Regions from separate parts of the Homo sapiens genome. Here regions 2 and 3 are each linked to region 1. Evidence: chromatin loops called from intact Hi-C (ENCODE). Cell type or tissue: CD4-positive, alpha-beta T cell. All regions are shown on one strand. Links, peaks and the distances in the headings refer to the core of each region. The heading gives the core; the rest is flanking DNA.

Region 1 (9,866 bases), core at 1,941-6,940:
CAGTCTATGGCAAAGGACAGAACGTTGGTTGCTGGGGAGAGCCCATCTGAAGTCTCCTATGAGCTTCAAGCCAACACAGCAGAGGGCAAACTCCAGGCTACCCGATCCCTCAGCAAAGATGTAGATGGACACAGCGTTCTGGCCCCACGCATCTGAAGTTTGTCTTAAGATATAAGCCGTTTCCTAAAAATGCTTCCACTGCAGTGGCACAGGCTATGGCAGCATTTCTAATGCCCATTCTGAGCAGGAACACAGGGCATGTGGGCCCAAACCACCTCCCTCCCAGGGGAGCCAGTGTGAACCAGGGTTTGCAGTAAGGACAGTCGCCAACTGTCTGGCTCTATGGAAGAGGCGGGAAGGCCCACTCAGCAACTGCTCTCTTGGAGCATCTGTCCCTGGGGACAGGATGGAGGGGAAGGGACGCTCAGGGTGACACTCCAGCTAAAGCCAAGAGAAGCCAAGTGCAGGACGAGCAAGTTCCAGGCAGTGGGAACAGCCGGTGTAAGCTCTGAGGTATCCACGGCCTAGCACATGGAAAGGAGGGCAGAGGGACTGGTGCAGCAGGAGTGGGGACGGTGGGAAAACAGGAGTCTGGAGGGAGAGGGAGGAGATGGTCCGCAGCACCTGCTGGCTGGGAGGGATGCAGATTCTGCCCAAGGGCAGAAAAGTACCCCACGCAATACACAGGCCCTTCAGGCTGGTGCTGGTTTTTCATTTTTTCTGACACAGTCTCGTTGTGTTGCCCAGGCTGGAGTGCAGTGGCCCGATCTTGGCTTATGGCAGCCTCCACCCCCCGGGTTCAAGCGATTCTCCTGCCTCAGCCTCCCGAGTAGCTGGGACTATAGGCGTGCAAAACCACACCCAGCTAATTTTTGTATTTTTAGTAGAGATGGGTTTTTGCCATGTTGGCTAGAGTGGTCTCGAACTCCTGACCTTAGGTGATCCGTCCACCTCAGCTTCCCAAAGTCCTGGGATTACAGGTGTGAGCCAGTGCACCCAGCCTTGTGCTGGGTTTTAAAGCAGCTCTCCCCACATTTCATGCTTCACCACCTACGAGAGTGAGGCTCAGGGTGAAACTCAGAGCAGGGTGCGAGATAACTTCAGGTATCTCCATGCTTGAAGCCCTGACCTACTGTATTGCCCCGAAAGTCTTCCCTGCTGTGGCTGCATCTTTTCCACGTGGATAATCTTGGTTCACCTCTAGCACAGGAATTCTTCCCCGGGGCTCCTAGGATGGGCTGGGTGGGTGAGGGTGGAGGATGTCTGCCTCCCCTGAGTTTGTATGGAAAATGTATTCTTCTGGTGCACTTCTTTCTGGGAGGGAGTCTATTGCTTTGTCTTTTCAGAAGGGCTGATGGCCCTTCGAAGGTGAAGACCCAGGATGCAGGGTGATCTGCACTTGGCCCTCAAGGCCAAGGTCAGGCTGCGGCTGGGCCGGGTGGTGATCCTGCCTCTCACCTGCATGCAGATGCTCTTGAGTCCAAACCCCACCCTGGGCAAAGCAAGGGCCCATTTAGGTTTAGAAGAGACAGGAGTGGGCAGGACAGGCCTCATGAATGCAAAAAAGAAAGTCTCTGAGCATCTACCAAATGCTAGAAGCTGTCTTGCACCTGTCATCTCTGTTTTTGCTGTGGATGGTTTAAAAAACTTTCCCTAGATTCCCCCCTCTCATGCAGATTTTTGTATATTCTGATGTCTTTGTCTAAGTCTTAGAAAATGAAAGAGCTGGAGCCGTCGGAGGTGCCCACACCCACCTGCAGTGCTGACTCAATGGTTTTGTTCTTTGAACAGGGGTGTTTTTAAAGGGTACAAGCACACCTGCGGTTCTTCTCTCAGGTCTTCCGGAGAGATTCAGGAGGCAGAGTCATGAGTCCCAGGGACTCTGGGATTCTTACCTTCTGCAAAATATCCCGCCGCAGCTCAGAATCTGATGAGTCTCTTAACTTTGCTTCTAAGCTCTGTGTGGAGGGGAGAGAGAGAAATCTCAAGGGTGCATTCACAAGAACATTAAACACGCAATAGAATGTGTTGGCAAAGCACTGTGTGATCTCTCCCTGGGGACGTGGAGCCAGTTGGAAGTGGAAGCCACAGCAGCTGAAAGCCTGACATTCAGATGCCGCAGGGTGCACCTGGATGAGTCACAGGAAGAAGGCTAGAAGAGTGACTCTTGGCCGCATTAGTCCTGGCTACTTAGCTGCCACCCAGGTCATGGGCCAGCTCCCTGGTTGCACTGGTCAGCCAGGAATTACCAGGGCAGCCATGGCACCAAGGTTTGATGGGCTTGCCATCTGAGTTTAAGTGGAAATGCAGAATGTGCCCATACCAGCCTGGGTTACATTGTCCTCTTACAGGGGCCTCAAGCCCAGCAGCGAACTTGGGCTCCCGACTTAGGCAGACTGTCTCGGCTGGTATGTGACACAGGGCAAGGCACTTCATTGCTTCAGAGCTCCTTCCATGCTGTGAAAGGCCCTACAAGACCTGGTCCTAATCCCTCTCTCTGGCCTGTTCTCCCTCACCCCTGGCCCACCCTGCTCACTCCACTCCAGCCACACTGGCTGCCTTGCTGTTGTTCCTCAACCACAGCTGGCTTGTTTCCACCACAGGGCCTTTGCATATCCTGTTCCCCAAGCCCTTCCCATGGCTGGCTGCTTCACCAGTCAGGCCCCAGTTTAAATGCCACCTCTTTGGGGAAGGCTTCCCTGATTCCCCGACTTTGGTGACTCTTCTCCCCAGTTGCTCCATTCACCATTTCCCTGTTTTATTGGCTTTAGAGCCACTCTCATCTGGTCTTTTCTTGTTTATTCATTTCTTTGTTTATTCTCTGGCTCTCCCATGCAAGCAGAGCCTCATCTGTCATGGGTACTGCTGATCCATGGTGCCAGGCTCACGGAAGGCATTTATTAAACATTTCGAGACTGAATAAAAACACTAGCTAACACCGACATGCATTTACCATGAGCCAGGCACTGATCCACAGGCTTTTGTACTCAACCCTGACAACAACCCTAAGAGGTAGCTATCATTATATCCCCCATTTTATTAAGAAAAAAACAACAGCACAGAGAGATGCAGTCACTTGCCCAAGGTCACACAGGGCCAGGGGCTGGGCCAGGATTGGAAGCAGACAGGCTGTCTCCTGGGTCTGAACTCTCAACTACTGCACCCTAATCAAACAATCCCTCTGGTCAAATGTGAGTGATAATAATAGTACCCACCTCGTGGGTGTTGAGGGTGAGCCCAAGTTAGCATTCAGCGTGGGCATGTGAACAATTATAGTCAATATTGAATGGAGACCTATGATGCTTTTAGGAAGGTTTCTATTTAGGGTTAAAAACGCACAAATTTCTCCTGACCAGAAATGATCTCTGAGTGCAAATATTTCATGTCAATGGAATAACGCAAACGATTAAGCAACACCCCATAAAATGGGGCAGACCCAGGGAGGAATATATATCCAAACTGACTCATCCCAGTGAGCTCACCGCACATGAATTACAAATGTGTCCGGGTGCATTAAGCTCCTCTGCTGGCAGAAGGGAGGCTGCTGCCTGCCATGCGCCTGTGCTGAGAATGGGAGGTCCCCAGGGAGACAAGAGGCCACCCCCTTCTCTGTCTCTTCCATCACAGGCGTGAGAGCCTCAGCGCATGAGCCGATTCTGTGCAGTGCTCGACATACAGATGAGAACACTGAGGCACGAGGGACAGCCTGTGACCTGGTCACCGCACTCAGGAGGACGTGGTTACCTGCGGTCCTGAGGGCGCTGACTTTTTAGAATGGGCGAGGGCAGCTGTGTCGCAGTGACCAGAACGATTACTGCCTTTAAAAAGTCGTGAAAATGATCGTGAACTGTACCCCACAACGAGCGCGCGTCTGCCCCCCAAGACGGTGGAGACGCCCCCAGCTTACGCCGCCAGCCCGCGGGGCAGGAGGGGTGCGAGCGACTCTGGCCAGGCCCCAGGGACGGGGACCGGGTCGCGCCGACCTGACCGGCGGGAGCCCAGGCACTCACGTGGCGGGAGCGCCGGGGGCTTCAGCACGGAGACACATCCCGTCTGCCCCTGGACTCCCGCGAGCCCCGCGGGCCTCTCCGCTCGCCCCGCCGCCCACCTGCCAGGGGAAGGAGCGCAGTGAGCGCGCCGCCAGGAAGCGGCGCTCGAAACTCTGCAGCAAGAGTTCTGTCCCCGCGTTCTCCTAGGGCGCCATGGCGTGGGCGGGGCCGCAGCGTTGCCGGGAGACCGGGCGGAAGCCGGGCCTGGACTGAAGAGGGGGCGGGCCCAGGGTAGTGCGCAGGGGCAGAGAGGGGGCGGGGCCCGGGGGCAGGGTCAGGAGGAGAGTGGTGGTGGCGTTTCTAAGGTGGGGCCAGGATGAGCGTCATGAGGGCGAGGCCTGGGGAGGGCCAGGATAAGCGTTGTTGGGGCAGGTCCTGGGGAGAGTTCAGGTTGGCGGGTCCTGGGGCGGGGTCGGGACAGGGTGATCCTGGAAGCGGGGCTTCGGAAGCGTCCAGGTTGGCGGGTCCTGGAGGCGGGGCCTTGCGTGGGGGCAGGATAAGAGTCCTGGAGGCGGGCGTTAGGGTGGGGGTAAACGATGATTGGGTTCAGGAGGTGAGACTCGGAGCAGAGCCCAGGAGACAGGTCTTAGGGCGGGGCTAAGGTCAGACCCTGAGAAGGGCTCAGGAGGCGGGGCCAGGGTGGGGCGTTGATATGTCGTAGCACGTGGCCAGGCGGTGCTCGGACTCTGGGAGGCGGAGCTTAGGACGGGCCGACGTGGGGAGGGGCCCAGGGTCCGGGAGGCAGGGCCGAGTCTGGGCTGCGGGCTGCACTCAGGAGGCGGGCCCTGGGAGGCGGAGCTTAGGGAGGGGCCGGTGTCGGGAGGGACCAAGGGACTGGGAGGAGGGTCGGGGCTGGGCTCAGGGGCCGAGAGGGAGCTGGGCTTGGGGAGGGGCCGAGACAGATCGAGGGGTCCGGGGTGTGAGAAACGGGGAGGGGTTTGAGGAGGGGATTGGAGTGTGGCTCAAGTTCGGGAGGCTTTACCTGCGGAGGGTTTGAGGCAGGTCCAGGAGCGAGCCCACGGTCTGCTGACACGGGGCCAGGGGCGGGCCCCAGGATTCGGAGCTTCGGGCGGGGCCGAGTCCGGGTTTGGGGCCCGGGAGGCGGGGCCGGTTAGGGCAAGGGTCCCCGAGATCATCGGGTCAGGCCTTGGGCCAACGTAGGCACTCTCGCAGTTCCTCCGCCTTCAGGAAGGTCTTTTTGGCAGGGGCCTTACGGGTGCGCGCTTCGGTCCTGGAGGCGTTATCCTAGCCTCCTCTCCATCAGCGCCACCCGTCTGGGGCCCGATAGGAGGGAGATTTCCCTCTGTCCCCCAGCCTTTGGACTGTCACCAAACAAGCCATTCGTTCACCAAATACTTATTAAGCGCCTACCATGTGTCTGGCAAGGGAGATGTAACAGTGAGAAAAACTAGGTGTGGTCCAGGCCCTCCAGGGGCTCAGGGGCTCGTGGAAGAAGTAGACATTGAAGTACTTATCACACAAATGAGTATAAAAGTACAATAGCGATATCTGCCACGAAGGCGAGCAGACAGAGCTAGCGGGGCTTGCAGGAGGAGTTTTGATCTTGCAGGGATAGGAAGGAGGACTTAGTTCCTGCGGGGTGGGCTTGGGGGTGGTGGTGATAGAGACGTGGGGACAGAGTGGAAAACAACAAAAATATAATTATTTTAGTTCAAAGTTATTGTGTCTTGAGTTGAAAGGCAGGGCAGTTAGCAACACAGTTCAGATTTCAGTACTGCCCCTGAAATCTGAACTGTGTTCAAAGTCTAAAACGTTTACCTTAGCAAATCCCTCATAAAACTCCATTTGGAAGAGTCCCGAGAGCGAATTTGTTAAGTATACTTGCAAAAGGTAGATGAGGAGACAGATAAAATCTTATTACCTCTTTCAGATGAGAGGCACTTGAGCCCTGCTCAGCTATGAGAATAAGAGAGGGGAATTAATTCTAATTGAATACACTTGTTCTCTTATAGCTGTTGTTCCACACCAGAACCAAATGAACGCAAGATCTGACAAAGAAAAAAAGAGGTTCATCTTTTATTCCCCCAAACCCTTTCATTTAAATCAAGAGGGTGGGATGTGGTTATTGCTGTGTTTTTAGGCAGAATCAACGGTTTCTGGGTCTGAGATGTTGCATACACCCTCTCAGTCCCTGTATCCTGAGATGGAGTCACCTGAGAATCCACAGCAAGTCCTAACCAGGGATGGGTCTGGGTGATTAAGGAAGGTTGGCTTCAGAACTGGGCCAGGGGCACTGCTTTGCTTTTGCTGTTTTGATCAGCTCTCTGCCTGCAGGAGACAAGGAAAACCAATGGGAACAGGTTAGTTATACTCATAAATCCTGGGCTTATTTTATTAACTCACATAATAGCTATTAATTGTCTTTCCTCCAAGGAGCAAAAGGGCATATACGGTCAATTCCATAGTAAGTAACACTGTATTATGTTATACTAAAATATTAATCTAGGTTTGTTCAGTCTTTCCTGATTCCGTAGATTGGAAGCGGATTGAAGAAGGACGCTAGTGGACCACAGAGCTGAGCCATGCACACAGAAGAAATCTTTTTTTCTTTTTTTTTTTTGGAGACGGAGCTTTGCTCTCTTGTTGCCCAGGCTGGAGTGCAATGGCGCGATCTCGGCTCACTGCAACCTACACCTCCCAGGTTCAAGCGATTCTCCTGCCTCAGCCTCCTGAGTAGCTGGGATTACAGGCGTGAGCCACTATGCTGGGCCATTTTTGTATTTTTAGTAGAGACAGGGTTTGAACACGTTGGCCAGGCTGGTCTCAAATGCCTGATCTCAGGTGATCCACCCTCCTCTGCCTCCCAAAGTGCTGGGATTACAGGCGTGATCCACCGCGCCTGGCCAGAAGAAATCTTTATCTTGGTGTGCAGTCTCTGGTGAGGGACAAATGTCATCTCTCTTGGATCTGAATCTGGAAGGATCAAGGCACTGAAGGGATTTTTTTGTTTCAGAGAGTCTCCCTCTGTTGCCAGGCTGGAGTGCAGCGGCACGATCTCAGCTCACGGCAACCTCTGCCTCCCGGACTCAAGCGATTCTTCTGCCTCAGCCTCTCGAGTAGCTGGGACTACAGGCACGCGTCACCACGCCCAGCTAATTTTTGTATTTTTAGTAGAGACAGGGTGTTACCATGTTGGCCAGGATGGTCTCAATCTCTTGACATCATGATCCACCTGCCTTGGCCTCCCAAAGGGCTGGGATTACAGGCGTGAGCCACCATGCCCGGCCTCACTGAAGGGATTTTTTTAATGTCACGTGGCTCTCACAGGTGCAGTGTGTTCGGGTGCAAGTGAAGATTACGACTGATGCTTAAAAACAAACGTAAAATTCCAGGTGGTGTTGTTATGGGGCGCAGCATTAGGACAATCTGAGTGGTTTCAGTTGCAAGAGTGTGCGTGTACGTGCAAGAGCTACAGTCAAGATTCAACTTCTGGCTTTGAGGTCTCTTTAATAACAGTAATAGCAACCTAAGTCAGTTTAACAGTATGGAATGGTTGCCTTTTAGAAGTTAAGCTATGGGCATGGAAGTTCAATCAGTACATTGAAGTTTTTCCTTTATCTCTTCTATGGTTAATGGTTTCTGCAGAAAAGGACCAATTGATTTCTTACTAAAACGTTGCTTCAGGGTGTAGAGACCTTTATAGGTCATGTGTCAACTTACAAAAAATTTTTATAGTTCAAATATGAATTACGTTCAATGTAGACTTTGTAATAGAATTGAAGGTTAAGTAAAGTTTCCACTTTCCTTAGGCTGTTTGCAGTGCCCAGCAGGCCCCATCATATCGAGATGGAAGTTATGTTAAAGGAGGAGGTTGGTCAGGGATGGGTAGAATAAGGAATATGCGCAGCTCAGGCTAATGATACAATTATTGAGGTGTAGAAAGAGGGCCAGGCATGGGATAACGCCTGTAATCCCAGTGCTTTGGGAGGCCAAGGCAAGAGGATCGCTTGAGGTCAGACCAGCCTGGTCAACAGAGTGAGACCTAACCTGTACAAAAAAAAAACACACACAAAAAAACAAAAAAATTACGTGGGCATGATGATGTGCACCTGTAGTCTCAGCCACTTGGAAGGCTGAGGTCAGGGGATCCCTTGAGCCCAGGAGTTTGAGGCTGCAGTAAGCTATAATCACATAACTGTACTCCAGCCTGGGTGACAGGGTGAGGCCCTGACTCAAAAAAAAAATCGAGTCAGGGAAAAAATTGGAAATCTTAATCCTCAGTACCCAGGAATGTGACCTTATTTGGAAATAGGGTCTTTCTAGATGTAATCAAGTAATGATGAGTCATCCTGGATTGGGGGCTGCTGGTGAGGGGGCAGATGCAATGACTGGTGTCCTTATAAAAGAAGAGAATGAGGGCTGGGCATGGTGGCTCATGCCAGTAATCTCAGCACATTTTGGGAGGGTGAGGTGGGGGGATCACTTGAAGTCAGGAGTTCGAGACCAGCCTGGCCAATAATAACAATAAAAAAGCCATTTTAAATTCCAATCCACTGAAAGAAAACTGTCCCTTAGTTAATGTCGTGCTTATTGGATCCATGAAGTCTTTGAAAATTTAAACTACAAGGACACTGCTCTCTGTGGTGGTGGAGAGAATACCAAGGATTTAAAGGTCTTTAAGAAAGAGAATGTAGAAATCGTACCCATTGGAAACAGCAAGATGATGATAATCGTACTGACAGTAATAATAAGCTCAAATATATAGAGCTTACTATGTATCATGAATTGTTCTGAATGCGTCATAAATATACGTTCCCTCCTTTACCCTCATGGCAGCCCAGTAAAGGCGCCATTCCCCATTTTACAGCTGGGGAAACTGAATTACAGAGCTTTTCTGCACTGAATCATCAGGAGCAAATGCTAGATCAGGTAATTGAACCCAAGCAATCTGGTTCCAGAGGCAAATAGATGTATTTTTTATGGTATAAAAACATACACATACATTTTTAGGGGAAGGGTGGGGGTAGGATGGGATGAGGATTCTGGGTAATTGCTTGGTAAATGCCAAATACCTTTCTTGTCTGTCCCTCTTTTCAAATGATAATGTCAATTGCAGCACTTTTTTTTTTTTTTGAGACAAGGTCTAGCTGGAGTACAGTGATGCAGTCATAGCCCACTGCAGCCTCAAATTCCTGGGCTCAAGCAATCCACCCATATCAGTTTCCCAAGTAGTTGGGACTACAGGCCCACACTACTATGCCCAGCTAATTATTTTAATTTTTGTAGAGATGGCAGGTGGCGGTGTGGGGGTGTCTCTCTATGTTGTCCAGGCTGGTCTCGAACCCTTGACCTCAAGCGAACCTCCTGTCTCAGTCACACAAAGCTCTGGAATTATAGGTGTGAGCCACTGTGGCTGGCTACAATACTATTTATTTATATTTTGGACCAACAGATATTCTAGCATATAAGAAATGTTATGCTCTCTGTACATTGAAGAGTTGGTCTAATATTTGGCCTGGTGGATACAGAAATTGCCTGTCTGCTCTGCTCTGGTTGAAGAAATAAGTCCGACTGTCTCCGAGGCTATGGAGCAGTCCATCAAGAATAAAAGCCCTCTGCCAGGCACGTTGCCTCACACCTGTAATACCAGTACTTTGGGAGTCCTAGGCAGGTGGATCACTTGAAGTCAGGAGTTTGACACCAGCATGGCCAACATGGTGAAACCCTGTTTCTACAAAAAATAGAAAAATTAGCTGGGCCTGGTGATACGTGCCTGTAATCCCAGCTACTCAGGAGGCTGAGGCAGGAGAATCACTTGAACTTGGGAGGCAGAGGTTGCAGTGGGGAGCTGAGATC
Region 2 (9,866 bases), core at 3,049-8,048, 290 kb after region 1:
TTTTTGAGACGGAGTCTCGCTGTTGTTGCCCAGGCTGGAGTGCAATGGCACGATCTCGGCTCACTGCAACCTCCACTTCCCAGGTTCAAGCTATCCTCCTGCCTCAGCCTCCTGAGCAGCTGATATTACAGGTGCCCAACACCACACCCAGCTAATTTTTGTATTTTTAGTAGAGATGGGGTCTCACCATGTTGGCCAGGATGGTCTTGAACTCCTGACCTCAGGTGATCCATCCACCTTGGCCTCCCAAAGTGCTCGGATTACAGGCATGAGCCACCATGCCCGGCCTAAGAAAATTTTTTAAACTGCCTGAACAAAATATAATACTATCAGTCAGTGGTCCTCGGCCCTGGCTTTATATCACAGTCACCTTGCACCTTTCTAAGAGAAACTACCTAGTCCCCAGTTTCCAAAATTCTGGGCCTGAGCATCTAGGATTTTAATTTTACTTTCTGTCTTTAACTCCACTGTTGATTTTGATGCACACAAGCCGAGTATTTTAAACTGTGATTTCTAAAGCATCACAGTGTTGTTTTGTTATTATTTATTTACTTATTTAATTTTTTTAAGACGGAGTCTCGCTCTGTCGCCCAGGCTGGAGTGCAGTGGCGCGATCTCGGCTCACTGCAATCTCCACCTGCTGGGTTCACGCCATTCTTCTGCCTCAGCCTCCCAAGTAGCTGGGACTACAGGCGCCCGCCACCATGCCCAGCTAATTGTTTTTTGTATTTTTAGTAGAGACGGGGTTTCACCGCGTTAGCCAGGATGGTCTCGATCTCCTGACCTCGTGATCCGCCCGCCTCGGCCTCCCAAAGCGCTGGGATTACAGGCGTGAGCCACCGCGCCTGGCCTGTTTTGTTTTTAATATGGACCTGCTCTCCCATCTTTGAACAATATAAAGAACCTTAAGGCCTCAAGCTTCTAAACTTAGGCTAGAGCCAGAGGAAAAAGAAATCACCTCAGGCGTCAGAAGAACGAGCCATTTTAGCCATTTTCCAAAAGCAGAACTCAGCCGGCACTGTCTTTTGTGCAGCCCTCTCATTTCATGGCTGTTCAATACCCCCCAACTCCCCTTAATGAGTCCTTCCCAAGAAAACAATGCGACTCAAAATCCTCAGCCTTTGAGAATGCATTTCTGCCTTTTTCTCTCTAAGATGACACCTTGTTGAGGACAGATCTATGACTTCTACTTTCTTTCCAACCCCCACAGCCCTGGTCCCAGTGTCTGCGTCCCGGCTTTGCCACACAGCAGTTATGTGGTCCTGGGCACTCCACTTCACTGCAGTTGCCCCCAAATATCTTATGTGTGATCATTTCTTACTCTGCCATTTCTCTAAACTACTAAAAATACCCAATATAAGGACACAAATACAGAAGTTCTCTCACATCTCCTAAAACCTCAAAAAGGTCTCAGTCCTGAGGCTGACCTGGACTAGATATCCCTCCTAGATGCTCCCATGATACCCTGCGCCTACACTTACAAAGCACATACCATGCGGCCTGGTAACTTGTCTGCTGCAGCCTAGAATGAGCTGTTGGAGAGCTAGAAATGCACCTTCCACGTGTTTGGCACTGACAGCCAAACACATCTCAGCCTCCATAAAGTATCTGATGAAGGAAAGAGCAGCTGCTATTGGTGGTGGTTAAAGTACCCATCCCCTCCAGCCAGGTGCAGTGGCTCACACCTGTAATCGCAGTACTTTAGGAAGTCAAGGTGGGAGGATCACTGGAGCCCACAAGTTTGAGACCAGCCTGGGCAACATGAAGAGACCTCGTCTCTACAAAAAATAAACCAAATTAGCCAGGCATGGTGGTGTGCGCCTATAGTCCTAGCTACTTGGGAGGCTGAGGTGGGAGGATCACTTGAGCCTGGGAAGTCAAGGCAGCAAGCCATGATCGCACCACTACACTCCAGCCTGGGTGACAGAGTGCAGCGAGACCCTGTCTCAAAATAAAAATAAAAATAAAGTATCCATCCCTCTTTTCCCAGCCCAAGTTCTAAGAGAGATGACTGAGTCAAGCTGATGAAGATTAAATGTCTGTTATACTGATGCAGCCGTGGGAAGAATATGGCTTTGGTGAGTGATGACAAAGCACTTCCTAATACTGGGTCTCTGACACCCAGAAACAGCCTTACCCACTGGGTTCCAGGTCAAAATGAAAACCTAGAGACCTTTTCCTGTGGGGACTGCCCCTGTGGAATGACACCATGGGAAGGCAGACCAGACTCTGCGCTTCCTATGGGCAGCCGACTTGCAGCAGAAGAAGGTGCTGAGCTACCTTTGTCCAGTTCTTCATCACACACTCAATCAGTCACGCCACCTCCCACAAAGGAGTGAGTGACATGGAGGGGCAGAAGATGGGAGTGTTTAGGGAAAGTTTCTCCCCTAGAAAGTAGAGGACAGTTTAAATAAACTCCCCTCTGCCTACTTTCCCCTGTGGGCTTTTTCCTTGTGGCTCGACAGTCTCCTCCGCCAGAAGTCACTGCTCCTCCTGAAGGCCCTTGAGGAGAAATCATGTGTCCTGCCATGATACGAGGGGACCACAGTCCTGTCTGCATCTTCCTACCCCCACTGGTACTTCCAAATTATTACTCTTGACCCTAAGCACACCAGCCCTCCCAATGCCATGATGCTCACCAACATACCTCTCCCTTCCATTTCTTATCCAAGGGTCTCCACATCACTCTCCAATGTGCAGTAAGGACCCTAGGATATGATTCCAACCCTCTCCTCCATGTCAACTCTGGAGACTATACTGAAAGGATCTCAGTCCCTGTGAATGAGGAACTACTGGACATCTGGTCTGGCCACAAAGCTGTCACTCCTCCCACTGTGGACCTTCACCTCCACTCTAACACAGTTACACCCTGTAGTTACCTTGTCAGCTGTAACCACCCTCTGAAACCAACCCTGAGACCCAATTCCCACTGGCCACAGTTCTCGGCTCTTCCTCCCAGTACTCTTGTACTTGGTCTTTGAAGACCTTCAGTCAGTCTTTCTCCCTCTTTTCCCCAAATGGATTAGGTTCTTCTTAAATTTACTACCTTCCTCATCCTACAACACATTTATTTGCACACAAATAATTTCCAGTTCTATTCCACTCTACTGTATGTGCCCAGAGCACACACCCTCTCATTGGTTTTATTTTTTCCAGCTTTATTGAAGTACAATTGACAAATTAAAATTTTATATATTCAAGGTATACAGTGTGATGACTTGATATATATATACACACACACATGAATATATACATATATACATATATATGAATATATATATACGTGTATACATATACACACACACACATTGTGAAATTATTACCACAATCAAGTTAATTATCACACTCATCACCTCACATAGTTACCACTGGTGGGGTAACAGGGGGAGGACACAAGACCTACTCTTAGAAAATTTCAAGTATACAATACAGCCTTATTAACTATAGTCACTATACTGTATGTACATTAGATCTCCAGACCTTATTCATCTTATAACTAAAAATATGTACCCTTTGACCCCCATCTCATATTCATCTTCGTATCACCACACCTCCAACACAGGGCCTGGCAGAGAGTAGTAGGTGCTTACTGTTTGAAGAATTCAACTAACAAAATATAACACGAAAAATCAGACTTGGGTTTAATTTACAAAGCAATAAAATTTTCTTACCTGCTAGTGTGGAAGTTTTCTTTAAGGGTTTTAAAGAAGTCAACATAATAGGTCACAACAATGGATGCCAAAATCCAGAATCCAGAATGGATATTAAGTCTTGGAAGAGGTTTCTCCTTTTTCTCAACAGCTGTGGAGGTTTCTGCAAATAAGGGAGATTTCAACTTATTAAGTTACCACAATTTTGCGAGGAAAAATTACACTTAAGCCAAATAAAATCATTTCCTAGAGCTAAGAAACAGTCTCTCCCATGATAACAAATCCTTCTGTAAAACCCTTGAGATAGGTTTATATTTACAAAAAATAAGAGCCCACTATAAAATATGGTCAATACAGTCAATTTATTTCCTCTAAATACATTGTGAAATCAAATTTACACTTTCATCGTCTTTCGGAAATAACAATGTCACCTGGAAATGTAAGAATTTTAATATTATGTTTCACATTTCTTCTAGGAAAGTAATTAGTCTTGTTAATTAGGAAAAATGCCAAAGGCAAACATTAGCGCATGAACTGGACTTGTGGTCTTCCAAGAACACTTTTATAACTAAATTTTTTTTTTTTGAGTCGGAGTCTTCCTCTGTCGCCCGGGTTGGAGTGGAATGGTTTGATCTCGGCTCACTGCAACCACCGCCTCCCGGGTTCAAGCAATTCTCCTGCCTCAGCCTCCCGAGTACCTGGGATTACAGGCGCCTGCCACCACGCCGGGCTAATTTTTGTATTTTTAGTAGAGACGGGGTTTCACCATCTTGGCCAGGCTGCTCTATTTGGCCAGGTTGGTCTCGAACTCCTGACCTCGTGATCAGCCCGCCTCAGCCTCTCAAAGTGCTGGGATTACAGGCGTGAGCTACCCTGCCCAGCCTATAACTAAATATTTTAGTTACTTTAAACACAGCTCAAAAGTGGAAACGGCACACCAGAGCTCTAGTTCCAGCACAGCACTGTCTAGACAGGTGATGGACAAGACATTTTTCCTGTCTGGAACGCAATCTGAAAGAATGGGTGGATGGGGGTTGGGTCAGATGGATGATTTCTATTAAGTTTTCCGGGGATTCTGACATGCCCTCTAGGTTCACGTGAGAATCAATGGTCCACATCTGAGGTTTTGGGCCTTTAGATGACCATCGGAAACCCTGGGAAGCATGTTCGTAATATTCTGGGATATCCTCAAAATGTATACATCATCATGCCTGGGCATGAGGTTATTCGTGTTTTTAATTTTAAAAGGTAATAAATGGACGTGGTTTTAAAACATATGAGATAAAAAATATCCAAAATGAAGTATCTGTCTCCCATCCTTAACCTCAGATCTAATCCCCAGAAGCAACCACCACTTACAATTTCTACTGAATTCTTCCATATTCTATGCATTCACAGGTGAACATACATCACAAGTTACCTGTTTTGTACCCAAATGGCGGCATACCATAGTGTTCCACACTTCCCTTTGAAAATCATCCCCATTGGTACATACGAGTCGACCTGATGTGTCAGGTATACATATACCCAAATTTACTTAAACAGCTTTCTGCTGACGGGCAAGGCAGATATTTCCAGTAATTCGCTATTACAAGCAATCCTGAAGTGAAACACTGCGCACATCATTGTACACTGCGGTACACGCATGTTTCTGGTAAATCCTTAAGACTTAAAACTGGTGGGTATTTTTAATTTTAATCGCTATTTCCAAATAGGTGTCAAATCAGCTCTCCAGAGAATTCTGAAGCGCAGCTGAAATGACGATGCACAGCACTCCGCGATTCTAAGGATCTTCCCTGACATTAAATATTCGACTTGCAAAGCCGAAACTCAGTCCTTCCAGACTGGGCCAGGGCTGCCGGAGGCCGGCCGTTTTCCGACGCCTCGCCTCTGAGAACCTCGGGGCGGCTTGGTGCGCGCCTCACCCGGCCCGGCGTCACCCTCGCGGTCCAGCTGGGCCTCGGCGTCCGGCAGGAGGAGGAATCGCCGCCGGAGCTGCTGCCGGGCCCGCGAGGAGTCCATCTTGGTACCGCCCCGAAATGCGACGGAAGTGACGTCAGACACAGCGCTTCCGGCGTCCGCTCCGGGTCTGGACCTCCTGGCGTTTGGATTGGAGACTGTGTTCTCTTCGCTGTTTAGTTAGCGAGCAGCTAGGGTGGAGTCGGCCTCAAAGGTTCCGCTCTCATGTCGGCAAGTGTGATTTGAATTTTAAAACACTGAGCTTTGCCGGTGGAAGAGTTCCCAAGTTTATTCCGACCTACGGAAGCCCAGGAGGACCAGGATTACCGCTGCCGCTGGATGCGTCCAGGGCCGGGATGCGCGACCGTGAGACGCTGCGCTTCCGAAGCCCTCGCAGGCTTCCGGGTGCCAGAGCAGGAGACATACCCTCTGTCCAGCCTTCCACTCTCAGCCCCCAGTTTTTTTCCTACTTTTGCTTTTCAGGAGTCGTCCAGCAAGACTTGAAAGGAGGAGAAAGGCCTGCTGGACAGGATGCTAGAGCCTGGCAGTGACCACTTGGGGGCCCTGGGCATTAAATAAACTTCTTGGGGCCCGTTTCGTTATTACACTTGGCTCTAGATTTGTTGTGCGTTTCAGTGAGAAGTACCTGTATGTGGTTCATGTGAGCCTCCTCCTCGCCACTTGTGAAAAATCCTCCCAGCCTGAACCGAGGGAACTAAATTGCTTTCCCAGCAAACTGCGGTTTTCCACACTGCTCACGCCCACAAACTGTGTGTTACGAGTTCACAACTTTTTCTTCGTCAATAATCCCGCGTATTACTCTCCCAGCCGTTTCCCAGCGTGTCATGTGCTGAGAAATGGTGGGCTTAGCCACGCAAACGTTTACTGAGCATCTACTATTTGGTAGGAGCTGTTAGGCACCATGCTAGCAGTGGAGATAAAGATGAGTAAGACATGGCCTTGCACGTGAGGAGCTCCTTGTCCAAAGAAAACCACAGAGGTATATTACAAGAAAACTCTATTTGTAAATGTATGAAAGCATTTCATCAATGCAGCCAACATTTTCTGAGCAGCTGCATGTGATAAAATGGTGAGGACAGAAGAATCTAGTAGAGGAAGCAGCTTCAATACAGTGCCATAATAAAAACACTGTACATGGGGCATAATAGAAACACTGTACATATAAAGGGCAGTTTATTCTGCTGCAGTGTGGGAGAGCAGGGAGAGTGGTTTCAGGTGAGTTGAATACAGGGGTGGAGAGCCAGCTACATAGGAAGTAAAATTTGAATTAGTAGGCACTGTTTAATATCTTCGATGTGTTGGGGTGTTTGTAAAAGGAATGTAATAAGAAATACTCAAGAAAAGAGTGCCAGCCGCGCGCGGTGGCTCACGCCTGTAATCCCAACACTTTGCGAGGCCGAGGCGGGCGGATCACAAGGTCAGGCGTTTGAGACCAGCCTGGCCAACATGGCGAAACCCCGTCTCTACTAAAAATACAAAAGTTAGCCGGGAATGGTGGCCGGCACCTGTAATCCCAGCTACTCTGGAGGCTGAGGCAGGACAATCACTTGAACCTGGGAGAAGGAGGCTGCAGTGATCCTGCCACTGCACTCCAGCTTGGGCAACAGAGTGAGATTCCCTCTCAAAAATAAAAATAAAAAAAATTAAAAAAAAGAGAGAAATACCAAATCCCTACTGATTTATCATTTCTTCAGCCTTTCTTCCCCCTTCGGAGCACAGGATTTAACAGCTGGGTGGATCATATGGCCTTTCTAAACAATACCTCCTTTATCCTGTTTTTTTTTTTCTGTTTTTTTTTTCTTTCAAGACTCCTAAAGAACTGGATTCATTTATTCAAAGTCAACTGAAGTCTTTGCCCTCTCTTCTCTCTCGTACGGGGTTAGAAGCCTTGTTAACAGGAAGTGAATTTGTCCCATCAAATACAATCTTCTGTTGATTGTCTCCTCGAAAAAGGGTCAGTGCAGGGCCTCCGTGGTAACTGAATACTCCCAAGAGCATCGCCGCTATCCCAGGTTCCCATACATGGTATGTTCAGGTCAGATCAGGTTTCTCCTTTTGTGGTTTCGGGGCCTTTGAATTTGGATCTGAAATCCTTCCAGAGTTTTTTTCTCTGCAATTTTAAATGGCACTACTTGCACAGCATATTGATGATACTTAAAAGGAGGTTGGAAAAATTCCAGTATTTAATGACCACATCTTCATTTCTGAGGTCCATTAAAGAAGCCCTTTGGGCAGGTGCAGTGGCTCATGCCTGTAATCCCAGCACTTTGGGAGGCTGAGGCAGGTGGCACCTCAGCTCAAGAGTTTGAGACCAGCCTGGCCAACATGGTGAAACCCCGTCTCTACTAAAAATACAAAAAAAAAAAAAAAAATTAGCTGGGCATGGTAGCAAGCGCCTATAATCCCAGCTGCCTGGGAGGCTGAGGCAGGAGAATGGCTTGAACCCAGGAAGTGGAGGTTGCAGTAAGCCAAGACCACCCATTGCACTCCAGCCTGGGCAGCAAGAGTGAAACTCTGTCTCAAAAAAAAAAGAAAGAAAAGAAAAGAAACCCTTCAATGTGTGTACTGTGGCACCCTAATTATAGATAGATATGTGATACCAGATTTGCTACCAATTAAGAAATTTTCATTTTCAATGTGGATTACTTGTGGGGAACAAATGAATTTCATTGTGACCTTTACTGGCCCCCCCTTAGCAACATAGTTAAATCCAAGGTGTGTATAGACTGTCAAATCCTGCCTCCATCACTGTGGGTCTTTGGGCAAGTTATTTTATTGTTCTAAGTATCAGTTTGCTCATCTGTGAAACATCGGGTATTGGAGTGAAGATACATGTATACAGATTGTTTAGCTTAGTGCCTGGCATACATAGTTTGCCTCCAAACAGCAGTAGTTACTATTCTTAGTAATTTGGCTTGCCAGGCCTTCAAGATCCGGCACCTGTTCGCCCCTTGATCAGTGTTCCCTTGTCCCTGGGTTCCAGTGACTCTATTCATGTCTCTCTTCCAAGAATTACCAAGCTTTATTGTTATTTTCCTTTTGCCCTGTGTTTCCCCCAGTTGATTGGGAGAAACAACCATGTCTTGGTATCCCCCAGTACCTTGCAAACACCGAGCACACGGCAGGAACTCCATTAGCTGTGCTTACTTTGGTCCTTGAGCACAGCTAACTTGTCTTCAATATGGATATACATGTGTCTGCCTACCTCTGAGAAACCACTGCTGCTTTCTATAGTGGTCCTGCTCAGATCCCAGAGACTGACCCCGTCCTAGGGGAGGGCACAAGACCCAAAACAGACCTCTCATCCTCCACGTCTTAGGCTGGGAAGATGTTCACGGTTGCTTTGATATGGTGAGCTCTGAGGTCAGTTTGGGCTTGGGGCTGCTGTTCTGGAAATGGGAGCCCACGTGGGAAGGAAGCACTGAGAGGCAAGCTAAGAGGTCTTGGTAGCATTGCGCCGCCTCCCAGATCTAGCCAAGCCTTAGTTAATCCTGTTAAGGAACTGAGCTCTGGAGCTAGCTGCCTGCCTGGCTGTCATTGCCGGTCCTGTCATTACTGACTCTTTGAACCTTGAGAAAGCATCTTATCCACTCTTTGCCTTAGTTTCCTCACTTGCAAAATGGGGTTAAGAATAATACCCACCTCACAGGATTGGGTAAAGATTAAAAGTATTAATACATGCGAAGTCTTTAGAGCAGCCCATAGAAAACTCTCAGTAAATCTTAGCTGTTATTATCCATTGCTGAGACTTTACAGATGGTTAAATTTTCCCTTTTTTAAATTAATTTTAATTTCAGTTGTTTTCTGTTACTTGAAACTCTGAGGCCAGACCAGTACCACCCTGTTCTCTCACTGTGCTGTGTAGCTGCCCCATTGGTCCCCAGGTATTCTGTGAGCGCCTCCAGGAATGAGAATACAGGTAAAGCTCTTAGAAAAGTACCTGGCATATGGAAAGTGCTCAGTGAATGTTAATATCTATCATTTAGGATACTGTTCTTCATTCCAAGAAGAAAGCTAGTTTTAAAAAGTTCTTCCATTGATTGTATAAAAACACAATAAAATGTGTGCCTATTTCTACACAGCTGTGATTATTCCCCTGGTAAAAGCTATAGCATTGGAATCCCTAGATCAAAAGATACAAACGTTTTAAAGACTTTTTTTTTTTTTTTTTTAGATGGAGTCTTGCTCTGTCACCAGGCTGGAGTGCAGTGGCATGATCTCAGCTCACTGCAACCT
Region 3 (9,866 bases), core at 2,275-7,274, 590 kb after region 1:
AGTAGCCCCTGCTGCCTCTGCACAGCAGTTCGGTGCTTACGGGTTTCTTGCTTACCTGTGTGGTAGCCCCCCCTGGCTCCTGTAACCTTTATAAGTCAGTAAGAGAATAGAAGAGCTGCCACTATGAGGCATCTCTAGGCCTATCCTCACCCCAGAACCTGTCATTATAAACTCCTGCATTTTCTAGTTTCTCATTCCCCACAGAGTTGAAGACAGCCAGGCAGGCAAGGTGAAGGCACATCAGGCACTGTCCCAGGCACTGTGAGGGATGTTTTTGTTGCTTTTGCTTGCCCAACATTCCTTACTCCCTATTCCCAGACAGGGCACTGCCTTTTCCATGATTCTGGTGGGGGCTACATAGCATCCAAGCCACCTATTAACCACAGATTGAGGTGGACATAGACCTGACCAATTAAAGAAACATTCCTCTGGCTATAATGACTACTGTAAGAGAGAGCAGAGGATCAAGCAGAACCAACTAGATTTCCTTCCTGGGCTTTATGGATAAGAGCTAGAGAAAGAAGCTCTATCCCTGAATTTTCCAGTTATATGAGCTAAGGTATTCCCACTTTGTTCAGGTTAATTTACATTAGGTTACTATTACTTGCAAACAAAAGAACTCGGACTCATGTAGGCACCTGCATACCTTTTCTTATTTCACCTAACAACTTTATAAGGTTGCTATTACTCACTCTATTTTAGCCATAAGGTAACTGAAATTAAGTGGCTTCCCCAAGTTCATATAACAGATAAGACACATTCAAATCCAAGTCTTTCTGCCCCAGGTTCCATTCAGTATGCAGTATTCAGAATTAACTCAAGAAGAAGAAACTCACTGCCATTCAGAAACCAAACAAATTCTGGTTTAAAAATTACAGGAGAATGTAGTGGGCAGAGGGAGAGCAGCATTAAACCAGGTCAAAGGACCTGGCTTCTACTTATGGCTCTGTGCTATGACCTCAACTGCTACGACTTTGGGCAAGTAATTTCATTTATTTGGGTGTTAGTTTTCTTATCTATTAACAAAATGAACACAAGGTCCTTTTGAGTGAAAAAAAAAAAAACCACAAACAAACAAACATGGGTCTGCTTTAAGCATACAGATTCTACTGTTACTATATGTCAAGTAGATTTCAACTTGAATGTCAAGCCTAATAACAGGTAACGGCTCCTGGGGTACAATGTTGCAAAGGATTCTGAGCTATAGGGATCCACTAAGAAATTAGCACTGGCTTCCATGATCACAAGGAAGAAAAGAAAGTAAAAGCTGCATACCTGCCACACATCTGCCATCACTGAAAGAGTTTCACCTTGGCAAAGAAATGTTACCATCTTTTACGAATGCAGACAGTACTTCTGCACCACCGCTGATTCATCAGTACCTGCTCAGGATTTTCACTCATTCCTCACGCACTTAACTAAATTAAGGAATGAAAGTGCAAGAAAACTAAGTGGTTTGGAAAATACAGCTTGGTGCCACTAAAGAAAATATGTCTAAATGGCCTACATGAGGAGGGGGGAGGTAGTTTGGGGGAACAATAATAATCAGTCTGTTTTTTTAAAATACATACATATAGACTATGTGAGTAGGGTAACTCAGAAGCTACCCTACTTAGCTTGTGAGTTAAGTAGGGTATTATCACGTCCACTTTATAGAAATGGAAAACGAGAGTCAGACTTGCCCAAGTTCACCCATTTCTAAGTAGCAGAAGCGAGATTTGAACCCAAGGCCCAGGTCTCTTTCCAATCCCATCATCCTCACTAGTCCCACACTTCAAATGAGTTAACTAATCAAATTCCCATTGCAGAGTGACATATTCATTATTATTTGGAGTTGTTCGAATAATATAAGTTCCTCCCCCAAATAATCTGAAAAGTCGTTACTCTCCATTTGTAATTTAATGGGTAGACATGCATTTGAGTATATATAAATTTAGTAAAATTGAGCATAAAAGTTAAATGTTTAAAAGAATGATGCAGAAGCAATCAGCCTGTTGTTGGAAGGTAGGGACTGCAATAAAATTGCAGTTTCAATGCAATTTTATTCAACTTAATATAACCTCTACAACAATTCAGTGAGATGGAAATCTGGCATCAGGCATATATTTGAGGAATGGAATGGAAGAATAGAAATTGAACCAGATAAAACGCATCCTAGAAGTAACAGCAAATGCTTCAAGGAAGGCACTTACCAAAAGGCATACTATAACTTATTACATTTCATTAAGTCTGACAACCAGGGCTAAACCTGAATTAGAATATGTGCTTCTGGTATTTACCAGACTTTTCTCTATAAGGAATCCAGGCCAAACAAAATAACAGCCAAACTTTTGACATCTAATTGTAGTAAAAGCACAGGACATCCATCACTAGCTCTTCTAGTTAAACTTCCCACAAGAGAAGATGGGGAGTGGGGAACGGTTGCAAGAACAGGAGATAATACACAAAGCAATGACAACATAAAATCAAAATTGCTTAAAAGAATGTATGTTTCCTCTACGTCAGGGGGACAGTGTCCCTGAACAACACAGCCCATGAACTCACTTAAGGTGATGTGACACCTACTCACATCAATACATAGCAGAACTGCAAGTTGCATTGTCATGCGGTCCAACCCTGTGACATATGCACAAAGCTTTTCTCAAACATCTCTGAAAAGCAGTCATCACTCTGTTTAATCACTTCCAGTGACAGGGAACTCAGCACCCTATGGGACTGTTACTGTCCCTGAGGCCCATTAACTCAAAACTCAAACACATTTTCACCACTCAGGGAGAGGTGGAAGTGATCACAGGGCTCTCCAAAGGGCTTGCCAACCCAACTGTGCCTCCTGTCTCTACCATTCCCAAATCCCCCCTTTCCCTGAGCAGGACTCAAAATTAGCACAGTGTTAATAAATCAGTGGTTTCAGAGTTAGAAGGGACCCTTAAAAAGCCAATACTGTGATATTCATACCACAGTTCTACAAAAGGAATCTCAAGAAGTGCTTGGGCCAAACTGGGAGGGAGAGTGTCCTGTTTCTCTTCCTCTTATTTCAACCTAGGAAGCTCCCACTTTAATTTGTTACATATAGAGGACCAAGGTAGTTTTTTAAAAGGAGGAGGAGAAAAAAAGGACCATTTACAGGTAAATAAACTGAGGTCTTAAAACTTGCTTAATGAAATCATATAGCTAATAGTTGCAGGGTTCAGACAACAACCTCGTCTCTTGGCTCCTTCTCTGGTGCTTTCTCTACCAGATAACATCTGACCATCTACAGGGCAAAATTCAAACTCTGCAATGATACACAAAGCCCTTTAAGATCTCCGCGTCCAATTTTTATGAGAGTCCCACATTCCAGTCTCACTCAAATGTTTATTGAACCAACTTATGTCAGACTGTTACCTACCTCCACAGCTTAGCGCATACTATTCTCTTAGCCTGAGATGTCCTTCTGCACTGGAACCAACTAATCCTCTTTCAAGATTTGTTTTAGGCATCATCGCCTCTATAAAGCCTTTTCTGGTCCTCAGGTAGAACTGACCACATTCTTTTTGTGCCCTACACAACACCTGCAAGGCTTTATGGCACTTGTTTTATGTCTATGTCCGTCTACTCCACCACTGCTTTTACATCATATTACTCTAACACGAGGCTGGTCAGAAGGTAGGTGCTTCATAGACGGTCATCAATAGGGCGAGTGTATTCATCTGGTCCAATCCCCTTTCTAATGTTTAAGTATCCTCTGCTAACTGTCATTAATGCATGCATGACTACATTCATTCAAAAATATCTGAGTGTCTATACAGTGCCAAGTGTATGCCAAGCAGAGAAGGATTTACTGTGAAATTAATGAGGCTTAAGCTTTAGGGTCCCTCTCTTCAATCTTCCAAAGCTCTGAATCTTTCTTGGTGATTTTTATTTCTTGAAGAGGGCAGACAGAACTATATAAGCTGTAGGCCCCACAAAACCTAGATACCTCCTTGGTGTCACGAACACAAAAGGGAACAAGACAAACAGCTCTCCCCTTATGGAGTTTTCTGTTTAATGGGAAAGACAGCCATTTGTTCATTCACTCATTCAACAAACATTTACTAAGCAATGCTATGAGTCATGCATTCTGAGATGAAAACAACACTGTCCCTGCCCTTAAGGAAAAGGTTCCTGTTCCCAGGGAGATGAAGGGACACCTGCTCTGATCAGGGAACAGAAAGTAGTTGAGGTGACTGTAACACTGTGTTTGCGAAAGATTACCCTAAACCCGTCTCAAGAGGAACTGAGTCCTACTTATTGCAGAGACAAAGGGAAGAAAGAGTTCGGCTGAATACAGTTTTTAATCTCAACTAGGGGTGGGAGGCAGACAAGTAAATAGAACAGGCAAATATGGTGTGGTCAGTGCTGCAACAGGAAGCGAAGGACTGTCAGGAGGTTTCCCCTGAGTGCAAGTCTGTAGTGACGGCGAACTCATGACCTCACAAAGCCGCCCATGCACTTTCCAGATAGAGATTTCTGAGGATCTCCTTTCTTGTCCCCCAATCCCTGTCGCCGCAGGAGAAATCTGTTCCCCAATATGCGTCCCCCTTCCTCAAAATAAGGCTGTTCCTTCCCCCAAAAAGCTGTAGGGTCTCTGAGGCCAACTCTTCTGTCCCCCTTAGAGCCACCCCCTTCACACAATGCTTACGGGACGGGGTCTGGTTTGGGGCCCGGGGTCCCTGTCGCAGGACTGCCCCCTCCTCAACCCGCCGTTTCCATAGCAACCAGCTCACCACTTCGCGGGCCCGGCTGGAGAAGTCGCCCTTGGGCCGGGGGCTCCGGCGGAACAGCTCGTCCCGGCTGCCATCGACCCCGCCGCCCACCGCCACTCCCAGCGCCTTGTTCCGCGTCTTCACGGTCTTGACGCTGGCCCGGAATAGCAGCGTGATGTCCACCGCCATAGCGACCCGCACCCTCAGCCCCACACTAGGCCCGCCCACGTAAGCAGCCGGCGACCGCGGCGCGAACCCGGCCGCTGAAGGACTGGTCCTGCCCCACACGCCTCCCCCCGGCAACGGCGACGCGAGAAGAAAGGTTCCGGCCTGCGCCCTGCTACCGCGGCGGGAGGAAAAAGGTTCCGGCCTCAGCCGGCGCACCTGGCGGAGGAGGAACCTCGCGACGCGCTCTCGGGCATCGGTTTCTCCCAGCAAAGCTTGGAGGGTTTAGCTGCGCGGAGAGCTCAGCGAGCTCTTCTGTGTCTGTTTGGGGCGTGTGGGCTCCGGGAGCGTGAGGACCGGGAAGCTAGGAGGCTCCTTCCCTTCTGGCGGCTCCCTCACTGAGACCGGGCGGTTTGGTTGCGGGGGAAGTGGAGACGAGCCACCCTTGACCTTTGACTGCAAGAACTCACCTTGAGCAGGATAGAGGCACGTGGACGGTGACCCTCGGGATGCAATAAATGCTGAGACAGATCAGGTGTGCAAGGCACAGAGCTAGAGGCCAGAGGCCTTTCTTCTCCAACCTTCAGTCACCTCTTTTTAAAGTGAAGCCAGCATCCTCCTCGGGGTTTACTGTGAAAATTAAGTGAGCTGACGCGTGCTGTGTTTTGATGTTGCTTGGCTCCTAGTAAGTGGCCAATAAATGGTAGTAATCGTTAATAATGTTATTATTATAATCACTGTTATTTGTGGTAAAGGAAGAGGCTTTAGAGAAAAGGCGTCACCTGTGCAGAGATTTGAAGGATGAATAGGAAGTTTAGATGGAGACAAAGGTGAAAGAGTGGCCCTAATGCCGCTGGATTCTCTTCATCCTTCATGCATAGTTTTTAATTGTACCGTCTTGAGCCATAGCTATTAAAATTGACAACTCAATCAATGAGTTTCTTCTGCATTTTAGGTTCATGTTCTGTTTTGTGTTGTTTTTTGAGACGGGGGTCTACTATGTTGCCCAGGCTGGATTGCAGTGGCTAGTCAGAGGCGCCATCCTAGCTCACTACAGCTGGAACGCCAGGGCTCAAACGATCCTCCCGGACTCAGCCTCCTGAGTAGCTGGGACTATAGGCACGTGCAACCGTGCCTGGCCTATGGTTCAGTTTTAATTCAAAATCTCATTGATTTCTTCAAGATTTCTTTTTTCATAAAGAGGAAGCACAAGTAGAATATGTATTAAAACAGCAGTTTTAATGGTCATCAAGATAAAATTTTCACAATACTAAGATGTTATTTGCCTTTTCGCTCTGATTTTCTTATGAGTTGCATACAGTTGAGTTTGCTGGAGACTGTGATATTGCAACGGAGTAAATGCAGAACAGCTGTTTTCTATTAAGCCAGACTCCAAAAAAAGACTTTCAAAAACATCAAGTTTTTGTTTTGATTTCTCATATAGTAAATGTCGATAATGTCAATATAAACCAAAATTGTTTAGAGCCCTTAATAATTTTTAAGTGTGCAAAAGAGTTGAGACCAAAAGTTTGAGAACCACTGTGTTAAAAAAATAAAGTTTATCAGAAATAGATGTCAAGAAAGTATATATTTACCAGAAAGGAGGAAGGAAAAGATTTTTTTTTTCTTTGAGGCGGAGTCTTGCTCTGTCGCCCAGGCTGGAGCAAGCTCCGCCTCCCGGGTTCACGCCATTCTCCTGCCTCAGTCTCCCGAGTAGCTGGGACTACAGGCGCCCACCGCCACGCCTGGCTAATTCTTTTGTATTTTTAGTAGAGATGGGGTTTCACCGTGTTAGCCAGGATGGTCTCGATCTCCTGACCTCGTGATCCGCCTGCCTCAGCCTCCCAAAATGCTGGGATTACAGGCGTGAGCCACCGCGCCCGGCCAGGAAAAGATTATTTAAACCCAAACTGTAGCCACTTCTTGCAGTTTAAGGAAAATAAATTTCCATACAGCTTTCTTCCACCTACTGAGGAAAAGAGAAAGAAATTACAAAATCTCTGCCAATGATTCTATCTTGCATAAATGGCCCTTTGTTTAATCCAGACATTAATCAGTTTTTGGCCATGCAAAGTTAAGCCTGGGGTAGAGTAGAAGGAAAGAGAGATTGCCCTGCATAATAAAGTGAGGGGGATTGAATTGGGGGGAAGAAAAGAGAAGCCAGAACCCAGGGAGGGGGCCGGGAAAGTACAAAGTAGGTAACTGGGAAGGATCTTTGAGTGGGAGGGAGGCTGAACTACACCAAGCCTTCAGTGAGTGGTGCCTTGTGTAAACCGTGTGTTTGGTGCAGTTGGATATTTTGGGTAGAAGGGTAGGGACAAAGATCTAAGTTTTCTGTCTGGATTTGCAAGAGCAGAGAAGATTGTGGTGGATATAAGACCCAAGTGAGCTCAAAACATCAGGCTGTAAATCCACAAGTGACCACAAGTACATAAAATTCCTAAATAAGTCACAAAGATCTTGAGGAGGCTGCTGAACTTTCCACAGACCATGGGATATGGGGTTGTGCTTTTTACATTTTGTGTTTACTCTTTAATTTAAAAGAGCAAAGTGACTTCAGTTGACAGTTGACTAATATTAAGCCCCATAAAGCTGAGAGGGGATGTGGGTTAAAAGGATGTGCAGAAATGTTGTGAGAGTATACTACTGCAACTCCAGGGCTCAAACAATCCTCCCGGCTCAGCCTCCTGAGTATCTGGGACTATAGGCGCGTGCCACCATGCCTGGCCTGTTGGAGGTAGCACACAACTGCCCAGTTGGATGTAGTATACAAATTTTGTTTTCTTTATGCATTCAGCAAACATTGAGTGGGCCAGACACTGTTCTGAAAAATACGCAGTCGACTTTTGAACAGCACAGGCTTGAACTGCATGCGGCCACTAATACTCGGACTTCCTTCTGCCTCTGCCATCCCTAAGACAGCAAGACCCACCCCTCCTGCTCCTCAGCCTACTCGATGTGATGATGGTGAGTATGAAGACCTTTACTTTATGATGATCCACTTCCATTTAATGGATAGTAAATATATTTTCTCTTCCTATGATTTTCTTAATACCATTTTCTTTTCTCTAGCTTACTTTATTGAAAGAATACAGTATCTAATACATATGACATGCAAAATATGTGTTAACGGACTGTTTATGTTATTGATAAGGATTCTGGTCAACAGTAGGCTATTATTAGTTAAGATGTTAGGGAGTCAGAAGTTATACACAAATTTCCAACTGTGAGGGGTGGAGGAGTCATCAAGGATCAACTGTATTGGCACCCCTAAATATAGCTCACTACAGCAGCAACACCTATGCAAGGAGACTAGATGTAGGCTGCCAGTGAAAACCAACGTGTAATTTCTGGGCAGCAAATTTAAGAGCTAATGTATGATTCACGATGCTCTTTTCCCTCTGCTATGACAACCCTTAATGTTCCAATGTTCCATCAGCCTGAGTCCTTAAGTAAAGATGACATGGAGCATAGCCAACCAAGGACATTGTATTAGTCAGAGTTCTCTAGAGGGACAGAACTAATAGGATAGGTGTATATATAAAGGGGAGCTTATTAAGGAGTATTGACTCACATGATCACAAGGTGAGGTCCCACAATAGGCCATCTGCAAGCTGAGGAGCAAGGAGAGACAGTCCAAGTCCCAAAGCTGAAGAACTTGGAGTCTGATGTTCCAGGGCAGGAAGCATCCAGCACGGGAGAAAGATGTAGGCCAGAAGACTAAGCCAGTCTAGTCTTTCCATGTTCTTCTGCCTGCTTTTCTTCTGGCCATGCTGGCAGCTGATTAGATTGTACCCACCTAGATTGAGAGTGGGTCTGCCTTTCCCAGTTCACTGACTCAAACGTTAATCTCCTTTGGCAACACCCTCACAGACACACCCAGGAACAATACTTTGCATCCTTCAGTCAAGTTGACACTCAATATTAACCATCACAGACATGTACTAAGATTGAGAATTGTCCACAGATTTGTGGGTGTTTGTTAACTGCAGCATAATTAGCCTGTCCTGATTGATGACAACCCATATCTAGGTATCTACCAAAACAGGAATATTAGATGTATTCTCCACTCACCATCGTAACAGTATTATTCCTCAGTGAATGAAGCATGGAGAGGAAAGAACAGTTGTGCCTAAACCTAACCAATGGAAAAGACCAGGCTGGCAGGGACAGAGTGGCAGAAACCTTGGAAGACTGTGACCATGGCAGGGTAGAATTTATAACACAAGAGGAAAGGCCTTCAAAAACATATACCTTCACGTTAGGAGGTAAACTCAATGAAATTCATTGAAAACCATTTTTCCCCCCTCAGGGACTCTGGAAAGGACCCTGACTCTAGGGGTGGGAAGCTCAAAGAAGAAGCTTTTGTTCCCAAGAGGGAACCTAGATAAAGAATTCAGGGTGGATTTCTCTTGTTTTTTTTTTTCTTTTTTTTTTCTTTCTTTCTTTTTTTTTATTTTTTTATTTTTGAGATGGAGTTTTGCTCTTGTTGCCCAGGCTAGAGTGCAATGGCGTGATCTCAGCTCACTGCAACCTCCACCTTCTGGGTTCAAGCAATTCTCCTTCTTCAGCCTCCCAAGTAGCTAGGATTACAGACGTCCTCCACCATGCCCAGCTAATTTTTTGGGGGGTGTGTATTTTTAGTAGAGATGGGGTTTCACCGTGTTGGCCAGGCTGGCCTCGAACTCCTGACCTCAGGTGATCCACCCACCTCGGCCTCCCAAAGTGCTGGAATTACAGGCATGAGCCACTGAACTCGGCCCAAGGTGGGTTTCTTCCGGCAGCTCCCCCAGAAGTTTAGCTTTGAAACAGATGTGCAAAAAAAAGCGAGGGAAAGGCAGGAAGCAAACAGGAGGTTGTTGTGGTCCAGCCCTTTGAGGTGTGGCCTTTGTCCCCCCACCGCCCATTGAAGTAATATGGTTTGGCTGTGACTCCACCCAAATCTCATCTCAAATTGTGATCAGAATTGTATCCCCA

Evidence for each region. A loop is a pair of places that touch in the nucleus more often than their neighbours do. Peaks named below come from ENCODE experiments on the same cell type or tissue, not always from the same donor. Only the 100,000 strongest peaks of a DNase experiment are listed, where the experiment ranks them.
Region 2: a loop joins it to region 1, with 7 times the contacts of the local background. A loop is called at or near these places in 5 of 110 quality-filtered maps.
Region 3: a loop joins it to region 1, with 5 times the contacts of the local background. A loop is called at or near these places in 4 of 110 quality-filtered maps.

What each region holds. Positions count from the first base shown.
Region 1 is chr4:3,951,216-3,961,081 of GRCh38, forward strand. It overlaps LOC105374358 (a long non-coding RNA gene), which reads left to right and starts at 5,182. Exons shown (of 3, transcript XR_925069.3): 1 at 5,182-6,370; 2 at 8,878-8,939. It also overlaps the pseudogene FAM86EP. RefSeq lists silencers at 3,912-4,351, 4,772-4,851, 5,102-5,171, 6,927-7,221. In CD4-positive, alpha-beta T cell, for the core only: no CTCF peak of the experiment used is centred there; DNase peaks (open chromatin) are centred at 3,576, 4,336 and 4,676; H3K4me3 peaks cover 2,201 bases; H3K27ac peaks cover 1,259 bases.
Region 2 is chr4:4,242,531-4,252,396 of GRCh38, forward strand. TMEM128 (transmembrane protein 128) reads right to left here and starts at 5,693. Exons shown (of 5, transcript NM_001297551.2): 1 at 5,576-5,693; 2 at 3,672-3,813. The coding sequence starts at 5,672. RefSeq lists enhancers at 5,035-5,661, 5,964-6,073. In CD4-positive, alpha-beta T cell, for the core only: no CTCF peak of the experiment used is centred there; a DNase peak (open chromatin) is centred at 5,721; H3K4me3 peaks cover 1,762 bases; H3K27ac peaks cover 1,799 bases.
Region 3 is chr4:4,537,052-4,546,917 of GRCh38, forward strand. It overlaps STX18 (syntaxin 18), which reads right to left and starts at 4,997. Exons shown (of 11, transcript NM_016930.4): 1 at 4,746-4,997. The coding sequence starts at 4,913. It overlaps LOC124900165, which reads left to right and starts at 5,080. Exons shown (of 6, transcript XM_047416490.1): 1 at 5,080-5,424; 2 at 7,687-7,856. It overlaps STX18-AS1 (STX18 antisense RNA 1 (head to head)), which reads left to right and starts at 5,080. Exons shown (of 6, transcript NR_037888.1): 1 at 5,080-5,424; 2 at 7,687-7,856. RefSeq lists enhancers at 4,867-5,146, 4,871-5,165. In CD4-positive, alpha-beta T cell, for the core only: no CTCF peak of the experiment used is centred there; DNase peaks (open chromatin) are centred at 4,310 and 5,030; H3K4me3 peaks cover 2,455 bases; H3K27ac peaks cover 1,134 bases.